Linked DNA regions of Homo sapiens: region 2 is linked to region 1. Evidence: read pairs that join two places in POLR2A ChIA-PET (ENCODE). Cell type or tissue: HepG2. All regions are shown on one strand. Each heading gives the region's core, and the rest is flanking DNA. Links, peaks and the distances in the headings are about the cores only. Region 1 holds the start of LOC124907867 (periaxin-like). Region 2 overlaps LOC124907868 (a long non-coding RNA gene).

The links. Peaks named below come from ENCODE experiments on the same cell type or tissue, not always from the same donor. Only the 100,000 strongest peaks of a DNase experiment are listed, where the experiment ranks them.
Region 2: POLR2A ChIA-PET joins it to region 1 with 6 read pairs; 2 of 35 experiments call an interaction of 5 or more read pairs at or near these places.

Annotation. Positions count from the first base shown.
Region 1 is chr2:111,244,501-111,248,892 of GRCh38, forward strand. It overlaps LOC124907867 (periaxin-like), which reads right to left and starts at 3,707. Exons shown (of 2, transcript XM_047446748.1): 1 at 3,648-3,707. The region is part of intron 3 of MIR4435-2HG (MIR4435-2 host gene); the gene reads right to left. In HepG2, for the core only: a CTCF peak has its summit at 2,384; a DNase peak (open chromatin) is centred at 2,291.
Region 2 is chr2:111,177,078-111,181,469 of GRCh38, forward strand. LOC124907868 (a long non-coding RNA gene) reads right to left here. Exons shown (of 2, transcript XR_007087189.1): 2 at 3,843-4,392. Among named protein-coding and RNA genes, the nearest start is that of BCL2L11, 58 kb to the left of the region's middle. In HepG2, for the core only: no CTCF peak of the experiment used is centred there; DNase peaks (open chromatin) are centred at 1,934 and 2,214; H3K4me3 peaks cover 600 bases.

The DNA.
Region 1 (4,392 bases), core at 118-4,117:
CAAGGTTAATATTAAAATATCAATTATACTTTTATATATCAGCAGCAAGAATTTGGGAAATGAAATTAGAAAAACAATTTTATTTACAGTATCTTCAAAAAGCATAAAATACTCATGAATAAACAACAAAAGATGGACAAGATCTCTATGTTGAAAACTAAACAATTATTGAAAGAAATTAAAGAAGACACACACACACACACACACACACACACACACACACACACACAGTATCATGTTTGCAGATTGGAAGACTCAATGTTGTTGAGATGTCAGTTCTCCACAAATTGATCTGTAGAGTTATTGCAATCCCAGTAATAATGCTAGCAGGAATCTGTTGTAGAAATTTACAAATTGATTCTAAAATTTATATAGACATGCAAAGAATCTAGCGTATCTATAACAATCTTGAATTAGGAAAATAAATCTGGAGTGCTCAAACTACATGACTTTAAAACATTATAATACCGACATTGTTGGTTTTATAATTAAGACAGTATGTTACTGGCATAGGGACTGACAAATAGATCAGTGGATCTGAGAAGAGAGCTGGAAACAGGCCCATGATTACATGGTCATTTGTTTGCCAAAGGTACCAAAGCAATCAATCCATGGGGAAAGAAAAGTCTTTTCAAAAATGGTGCTGTATTAACTAGATGTTCAGAAGTAAACACACAAAGAAAACTTTAACTTATTTCTCACGTCACAAACAAAAATTAATTCTAAATTATTGTAGGGCTAAATATAAAATCATAAAACTTTTAGAGAAAATATAGGAGAGCATCTTCATAACCTGGAGACAGGCAAATGTTTATAGACAAACAGGCCACAGAAAGCAATAAACGTAACAGAAAATGAATAAATGTGTCCCTGTCAAAATTAAAAGCTTCTGCTGATAAGTGATACCATTAAGAAAATAGGCAAGCCATAGATTAGGAGAAAATATTTGCAAAACATCTGAAAAAAGATTGAAATCCTGGGTTTATGAAGAACTCTTTCAACTCAATAATAAAAAGATAATCAATCAGAAATGGATGAAACAGTTGAAGAGACAGTTCACAAAAAAGATACACAAATAGCCATTCGGTATATGAAGAGACACTTATCATTACTCATTTGGGAGATAAAAATTAAAACCACAACGAGATGCCTCTACACTTTTAACTTAAAGAATAGCTATCACCAAATATTAGTAAGGATGTGGTAACTTCTTATAAAGCTATACAAACACCTACCCCCTTGACCCAGCAGTACCACTCCTAGGGTTTTTCCCAAGAGAAATGAAAATTATGTTTACAAGAAGACTCACGGAGAGGAGAACTGCAAACATCAGATGTTCATCAACAGGAGAACGGATAAGCAAACTGAGCTTCATAGAATGGAATATCACTCAGCAATAAAAAGGAGCAGTTCAAGATATTCTCATGCCTCAGCCTCCCGAGTAGCTGGGAGTACAGGGATGCATCACCACGCCTGGCTAATTTTTGTATTTTTAGTAGAGACAGGGTTTTGCCATGTTGGCCAGGCTGGTCTCAAACTCCTGGCCTGAAGTGGTCCGCCCACCTCGGCTTCCCAAAGTGCTGGAATCACAGGCGTGAGCCACCGTGTCCGGCCTACAAATAACTTTTTTAAATTAAAAATGTGGTTCCCAGATGCAAATACAATGCGTGTGCTTTGCCCAAATCACCTAAAAATAATAAGACATTTTTAGAGTATCAGGCATCCTTTGATTTACTAATATTTATTGATTGCCTAAGATATAAGGCACAGTGAAGCTGGCAGATACACATGTATCTCCTCGCCTTCAAGGAACTTAAAATGGGCATGAAAAGTGGTCCACAGGAAATTGAAACCATGAAAGAGGTTTTAAATAATGGACTTGATGAGTGTATATACATATGTTATAGACAAAAACCCAAACAGCCTTCTTTCTTGCTCTCTCTCTCTCTCCTTCCTATCCCATTCCCTCCCACCTGCCAGCATCAACCAGACTCTATACTATTTCTCTAACTCATGATACAGGGAAGTCAGGTGTAGTGAGTGTGGCCAGGGTGAGTGAACATTTGAATGGACTCAGCCTGACTCTGGGAACATTTTAGGATCTTTGAGGAACATTCTGAGCCTTGCGTCCGCATGCAAGGTTGCAACTACAGTGCAGCCTGTGGCTTTCCTGACCCTGCCTGCAGCTGGTGTGAGGAATGGCCCCTGGTAAACATGTTTTTCTTGGTTCCAGGCATGCTTTTCCCCACAGCTGTTCTCTTCTGGCATCCAGGTTCAAAAGCATGACCTTGGTCTTCTCCCTCCCTGGGGGCCCTAATGCAGGGCTGTGTGGTTCTTGGACCCTGGGGCTGCTTTCCACCAGAGGCTCCCTTGCTCTTCCCACCAGGAAGTATATATGTTCACAGGGCCTGCAAGAGTGCACGAGCCACTGAGGGAGCCTCCTCCCAGGGTTCTGTGGTTGAGGGCAGATGAGAAAGCTGAAGGCCAGCGATGAGGGATCCTGGCAGGTCCTCTCCATGAGACATCATCTACTCATCCTTCTCCTCCCATGATGTGGGGAGGCCCACGCTCAGATGCAGTGATTTTGATACTCTGAGATTAAGCTTCCACTGCAAGAAAATGGGACTCAAAGCAGAAATTATGTTGTTACTCACCAAAATGAAGGCTATGGTCTTATACCAGGGAGCCACCAACTCAGATTTCTACACCCTACTCCTACATGATGGAAGCTCCATTTAAAAAAAAAAAAAGTACACAAATAAAAACAAACAAAATACCCAAAACAGAACAGATAGAACCAACAAAAGAACAGGGATAAAAACAAAAATCCCTTCGATTTCCTTTTTGACTGTTTTTTCTTGTCCTATGGGAGACCGACAGCCAGTTGTAGTGGAAAGAGCATTGGACAGGGAGTGTGGAGAGCTCATGCCTGTTTCCCATTGTGGGACCCCAGGCAGATCACAGCCCTTCCTGGGACCTCCATCTCCTCCTCATCTGCTCCAGCTCCCTTGAGATGCCATGATTGATGAAGCTCCCTTGGCCATCACATGGTACACATCTGTGGGGTTAAAGAAGGCATCTCACAGGAAGGGTGAAGAGTCACAGCAGCTGAGCACTTTCTGCATATCAGGCCTTGGCTAACTGCCTGTGTGAGATAGGAAAGCCATTTTACAGATGAGGAAACTGAGGCTTAGAATGTTAAGTACCATGCCTGAGTGAATCAGGATTTGAATCCACATGGACATCGGGCTTTCACATACATTGGCCCAGGCACAGTTTGAGACTGAAATTAAGAAATTGCATTTCACATCATTTTTGTTGGTTTGGTGGTCATAGTTGCTGTTTCTCTGCCATAATTAGAATCCTGCTGGAACCACACCCACCGCTCTTGAAAGATATTACTGTAGTGCGCTTCAGTGTTTGCTCCTGGGGAACGCATTATACCTCTGGGAGGCAAGATGCTTTAACAAAGAAGCACAACTGAAAAAAGAATGTCTGTTGCTTTCTGGATAAAGTATCTGTCATTTGATTCCAGTTTGCTAATCTCAAATGTAGCTTTTAAAATACACTTGTGATTTATTTTCTTTTTGAGAGTCAGGTGGAGTCCCGCATTTGTGGGACTTCATTTTTGTTTGCAAATACAATACCTTGAATAAAAATGTGCTGTGGAGCAGGCACGATGCCTTCACCAGTGTAGCCGAAGACATGTGCTATCCTCCCTGGGTCTGCTTTCTGGCCTGCCTGTGGAGGAAGGGGTGGAGGTCAATGTAGGGATGAGAGCCAGGGCCTGGGTATGGGGACAGTTGATAAGGTAGGGGTCCCATGGACCCAGATCCTGGAAAAGAAACAGGCAAAACTAGAAGGAACTTCTTCTTATCATTCAGTAGAATGTTCCCGGTGAGGATGTGGACTTTATTCAATTATCCAGAATTGAATGAATCAGTTCCCTGCCAGGGTGATCAACTCACCCTTGCTTACCTGGGACTTTCCTGGCTTTAAAACCCAAAGTTTCCTGGGAAATTTCTCTGTTCAGGAAAACTGGGATGGTTAGTCACCTTACCTGGGACCCAGGCTTGGCCACTGAATCTCCCACTACACCTATTCACCTATTTTACAGCAAGGCAATTGAGGGAGCCTTGTGTTGACGTTAGAGTTGTGAACATGGTGACTTGAGCTGTAATTTTGTCTCTGGGGCCATGGGATTGTTTTCAGTCCCTGGACTTGGAACCCTCATGGACCCCATCTCTTTCTAACCCTGTAGATGCTGTCAGCCCCTGCTGTAGGCTTGGGCATGCCCTTTCTGGTTAAACAGTGAGGATGGACAGAGCATAGAATAGCCTCCTGGTCCTGGTAGCCAGTGTGCAGAAGACGGTCCTGAACCTCACGGTGCTC
Region 2 (4,392 bases), core at 271-4,270, 67 kb before region 1:
CGCTCCAAGTCCCTCCCAGGACCAGACTCTCTGTCCCTGCCCCAGCCAGCAAGGCTCAGAACAGTGGCTGCTCCCAGGTAACTCCCAGCCTGATTCCGGGTCCAGTCACCAAGCTCTGGGGATGGCCTTCTGATGGCTTATAGGTAAATGCTCTCATCCCTGCTGGAAGATCCTAATAACATTTTAAATTGTGTCTCTCTGTCTGTGGGGCTGCTAGCATTAGCCAGTGTGCCTCTGACTCAGCGGGATCTCGCCGTACCTGGCACCTAGTAGGCACTCAACACACCGTTGTTGGATGGGTGTGTGGCAACTAAATGTCTGACGAGGACTCAGGTAAATCATCTTCTATGAAAGCCCAGTCTTTTCTTGGCCTCTTGACCTTCATCATATGTATGTACTGTTTGCACTTTCTTTTTTTTCTTTTTTCTTTTTTTTTTGAGACAGAGTCTTGCTCTGTCACCCAGGCTGGAGTGCAGTGGTGCGATCTCGGCTCACTGCAATCTCCACTTCTCAGGTTCAAGCAATTCTCCTGCCTCAGCCTCCTGAGTAGCTAGGATTACAGGCGTGCGCCAGCACACCTGACTAATTTTTGTATTTTTAGTAGAGACTGGGTTTCATCATGTTGGTCAGGCTTGAACTCCTGACCTCATGATCTGCCCACCTTGGCCTCCCAAAGTGCTGGGATTACAGATGTGAACCACCGCGCCTGGCCTGTTTGCCACTTTCAAAAGAGTAGTGAGAACATGGAGCCTATTCAAATGACAGAACTTTTTTAAACAGCAGGTCCAGCCAGCCCTTTGGCAAAACGGCTCTCCCTTTTAGACGCCCCTTTTTGCCTCCTGGTAGCCCCCTCCTCCTTCCTCATCTCACCTGTTTGGGCCCTGGGGCCACTATTTCTCCTCTCCTTTTTAAAAGCTGCTGTCCAGGGCCATAGCGCTGCCAGGATTCTGATAAATAAGTTCACCTGAAGAAAATGACTGATCATGTCTTGATGAACTCACTGTCACTGGCTGCTCTGGGTGGCATGTGCATTTCGGACAATTTAGTTGCTTCTAAACTTGGTGGCTGGTATAAAACAGAAGTCTTCATGAGTCATAAAAAAAGGACACGTTGGAGAAATAAATGTCAATATTATGGGCTCTTTTATGGAGTATGCCCTATGCCGTTGCTTAGAACAACCCAAGCTCACTCCCGCCTAAGGCTGCAGCTGCCCGCTTTTTCTAAATCGCTCTTCTCTCTATAGCTACAGGGCTGGCCTCTTCAGCAGTCAGGGCTGCTTGAATGTTACTTTCCAGTGGCACCTTCCCTGGTCACCCACTCATTCCCACCTTCAGTCTTACTATCTGGGCAGCAGGCTTTGCGAACACTCTGGGAGCGCCAGCTTTAATGTGTGCTAGAACCTAGGATTACTAGACCTGGGAGTGGCTGTGGAATGATAGGGAAGGACTCAGGTCCTAATCTCTGGGGGCCTGGACTATGTGCTCCATGAGAACAAGGGCTGTGTGAATGCCATCCTCGCATCCCTAGCACTGACACATAGTAGGTGCTCAGGGAATGTCTGTGGGATGATGTAGCTCTTGCTTCTGGAAGAATGTGGCTACCCTACAAGCCTGGACAAGGTAAAGAAGTACTAAGTTGGGTGGGAATGAGAGAAGCTTCCCATCTCCCTCCAGACCCCTGATAGCATCCCTCTGTGGGACCCCGTCATATATGGCCTTTCACAGTACACCAATGGGCAGCACCCAGATGGAGGCTGCTCAAAACTTCCCTCCAGAGGAAATCAGGCGTAAAGTCCTTGCCTACCAGCAGGCCAGGGCAGCCCTGGGTCACAGTGGCTGTTTTGCAATGGTGTCTGGGAAGAGGCCTCTGGGAGCTCTTTCTCAATGGAACCAGGCTCTCACAGGCATCACAGGTCATATCCCTGTTGCCTCAACCTGGTCCAACTCACAGAACTGACCTACCTAGTGGGGCTGGGAAGGTTTAGGCAGACAGACAGACAGACAGACTGCCTGAGGTGTGAGGGAGTACACTTACCCCCTGTGACCAAAACCCCATGTGTGGCCAGCGTGGCCGATTACTCATGGTCTGGGGAGGGAGGACAGCCGGATCCAGAGGTAAAGTCTAACCCATGGAGTCCTAAGCAATGGGAAAGGAGCCCCATGTGGATTAAATAAACATATTCCTGCCTGCAGATCCCCTTTTCTAAATGCATAAGGCAGATGTACTATCTGAAGGACTTTGGACTCAGTGAGTTGTGACTTATGTAAACAATACCACACTGACTTAAAAATAATCCACAAGGCAGGAAAAAAAACCTCTTTCATTGTTATAAAACTGAACCAAGATTACATTTTTTTCTCCTGTAATTGCTTCTCAGGGTCCGTAAATAGACCTTATTATAAAGAGCTGGGGAGGGGAACAGCAAATCAAGATAAAGTACAACCTTTTTTTAGATTATTTATGGGTTTTTTTTTTTTGGTCTGATTCTGAACCCTTTGAAGAACTGAAGGAATATATAAAGTAAGTTAACTGGTTTCATTCCAAGGAATGTCAAATAAAACTCCAGTTTCAGAGAGACAGAACTCTACCAGTGTTCCCAAATGCCAAGAACCTTCTATGTCATGTTTTCTGGGACCTAACGTTATTCTCCTTAAACCTGCCATGATTTTCAGTTGAAAAATACCCAAAGTGGATGCGAGCCTTGCCCAGGGAGGGCATCCTGAATGTGTGATTCCCATTTCCCACAACTCAGCGAGGGAGGAAGACCCTGACCAAGAGGAGAGCAGTGATCACTGCTTAGCAGAGAGTAGCTTCTCAGGGACTTAGCATTTGAAACTGACAAGACATTGACCTCAGTTGATCAGCCTGAGCCACCTACTTTTCTTGGCTGCCTCTTCCCCATTCCAGCCACTCTCTGTGTTTAGTTCTTTTTTTTTTTTTTTTTTTTGAGACAGGGTCTCGCTCTATCACCCAGGCTGGAGTGCAGTGGTGTGATCTCAACTCACTGCAGCTTCTGCCTCTCCAGCTCATGCAATACTCCCACCTCAGCCTCCCAAGTATATTGGACTACAGGCATGTGCCACCATGCACAGATAATTTAAAAAAAAATTTTGTAGAGATGGGGTCTCACCGTATTGCCCAGGCTAGTCCTAGAACTCTTGTGCTCAAGCAATCCTCCCGCCTCAACCTCCCAGAGTGCTTGTCTGTGAGTTTAGTTCTGATGACTGAGTCTAGCTGTCCAAAGACGCTGAACTGCTGAGCTCCAAAGAGGGCTGGCCTCTCCCCCGCACCTCTGTGCTGGACTTCTTCAGCACCTGTGAAGGGCCCAGCTGAGGCTGTGGCCAGCAGAGGAAGGGGAACCTTATCCCTCACCTGGTCCCACAAGAGACCACAGGAGGTCTGAAGACATGCCGCCCAATTCTCTGACATTATTATGTCTGATGTTGGTGGCCACTCTGGACACTTGCCCTCTCACATTTCATATACACCCATGTATTTGTGCCATCCGCATATCTCTGATGGCTGGTGGCAGTGTCTGACTGCATCCCAACTCTGCTGAGCAAGAGGTACACGTAAGACAATAGTAGCCAGCACCCAAAGCAACATTTAGGCCAAAAGAATGCACATGTGTGTGAAGGTCTGTGTGTACTTATGCCCGTGTGTTGGAGGTTGGGAGGGATGCCTGATGATATTTATTAGTCACCTTCTTGTACATGCAGTTTTCACGCAGCTTGTTCCTTAGTGCTCATGTCAGTCTCCAAAGGTGAAGATTATTGAGGCCCAGGCACATGAGGGCTATTTCAGTTTACTAGAGCTGCCATCACAAGTTATCACAAATTTAGTGGCTTAAGACGACAAAAATTTATTTGCTCACAGTTTTAGAGACTTGAAATTCACAGTCAAGGTGTTGGCAGGCCATACTCACTCCAAAGGCTGCTTTGTGGCAAGTCCTTCTTTGCCACTTCCAGCTTCTGGTGGGTCCAGGAATTCCTTGGCTTGTGGCTGCATCACTCCAATCTCTTCCTCCATTCTCCCATGGCATTCTCTCCTGTGGCGTGTGTTTGCACGAGTGTGTATGGGGTCATTTTGTTTCTGTGTCCTCTCCTGTTTCTTACAAGGACACTTGTCATTGAATTTAAGCCCACTAAGACAATCCAAGATGATGTCACCTTAAGATCCTTAACCCAGCACTTGGGGAGGCCGAGGTGGGTGGATCACTTGAGGTCAGAAGTTCGAGACCAGCCTGGCCAACATGGTGAAACCCCATCTCTACTAAAACGACAAAAATTCGCTGAGTGTGATGGTGCATGACTGTAATCCCAGCTACTCAGGAGGCTGAAGCACAGGAATCACTTCAACCCAGGAGGTGGAGGTTGCAATGAGCTAAGATCG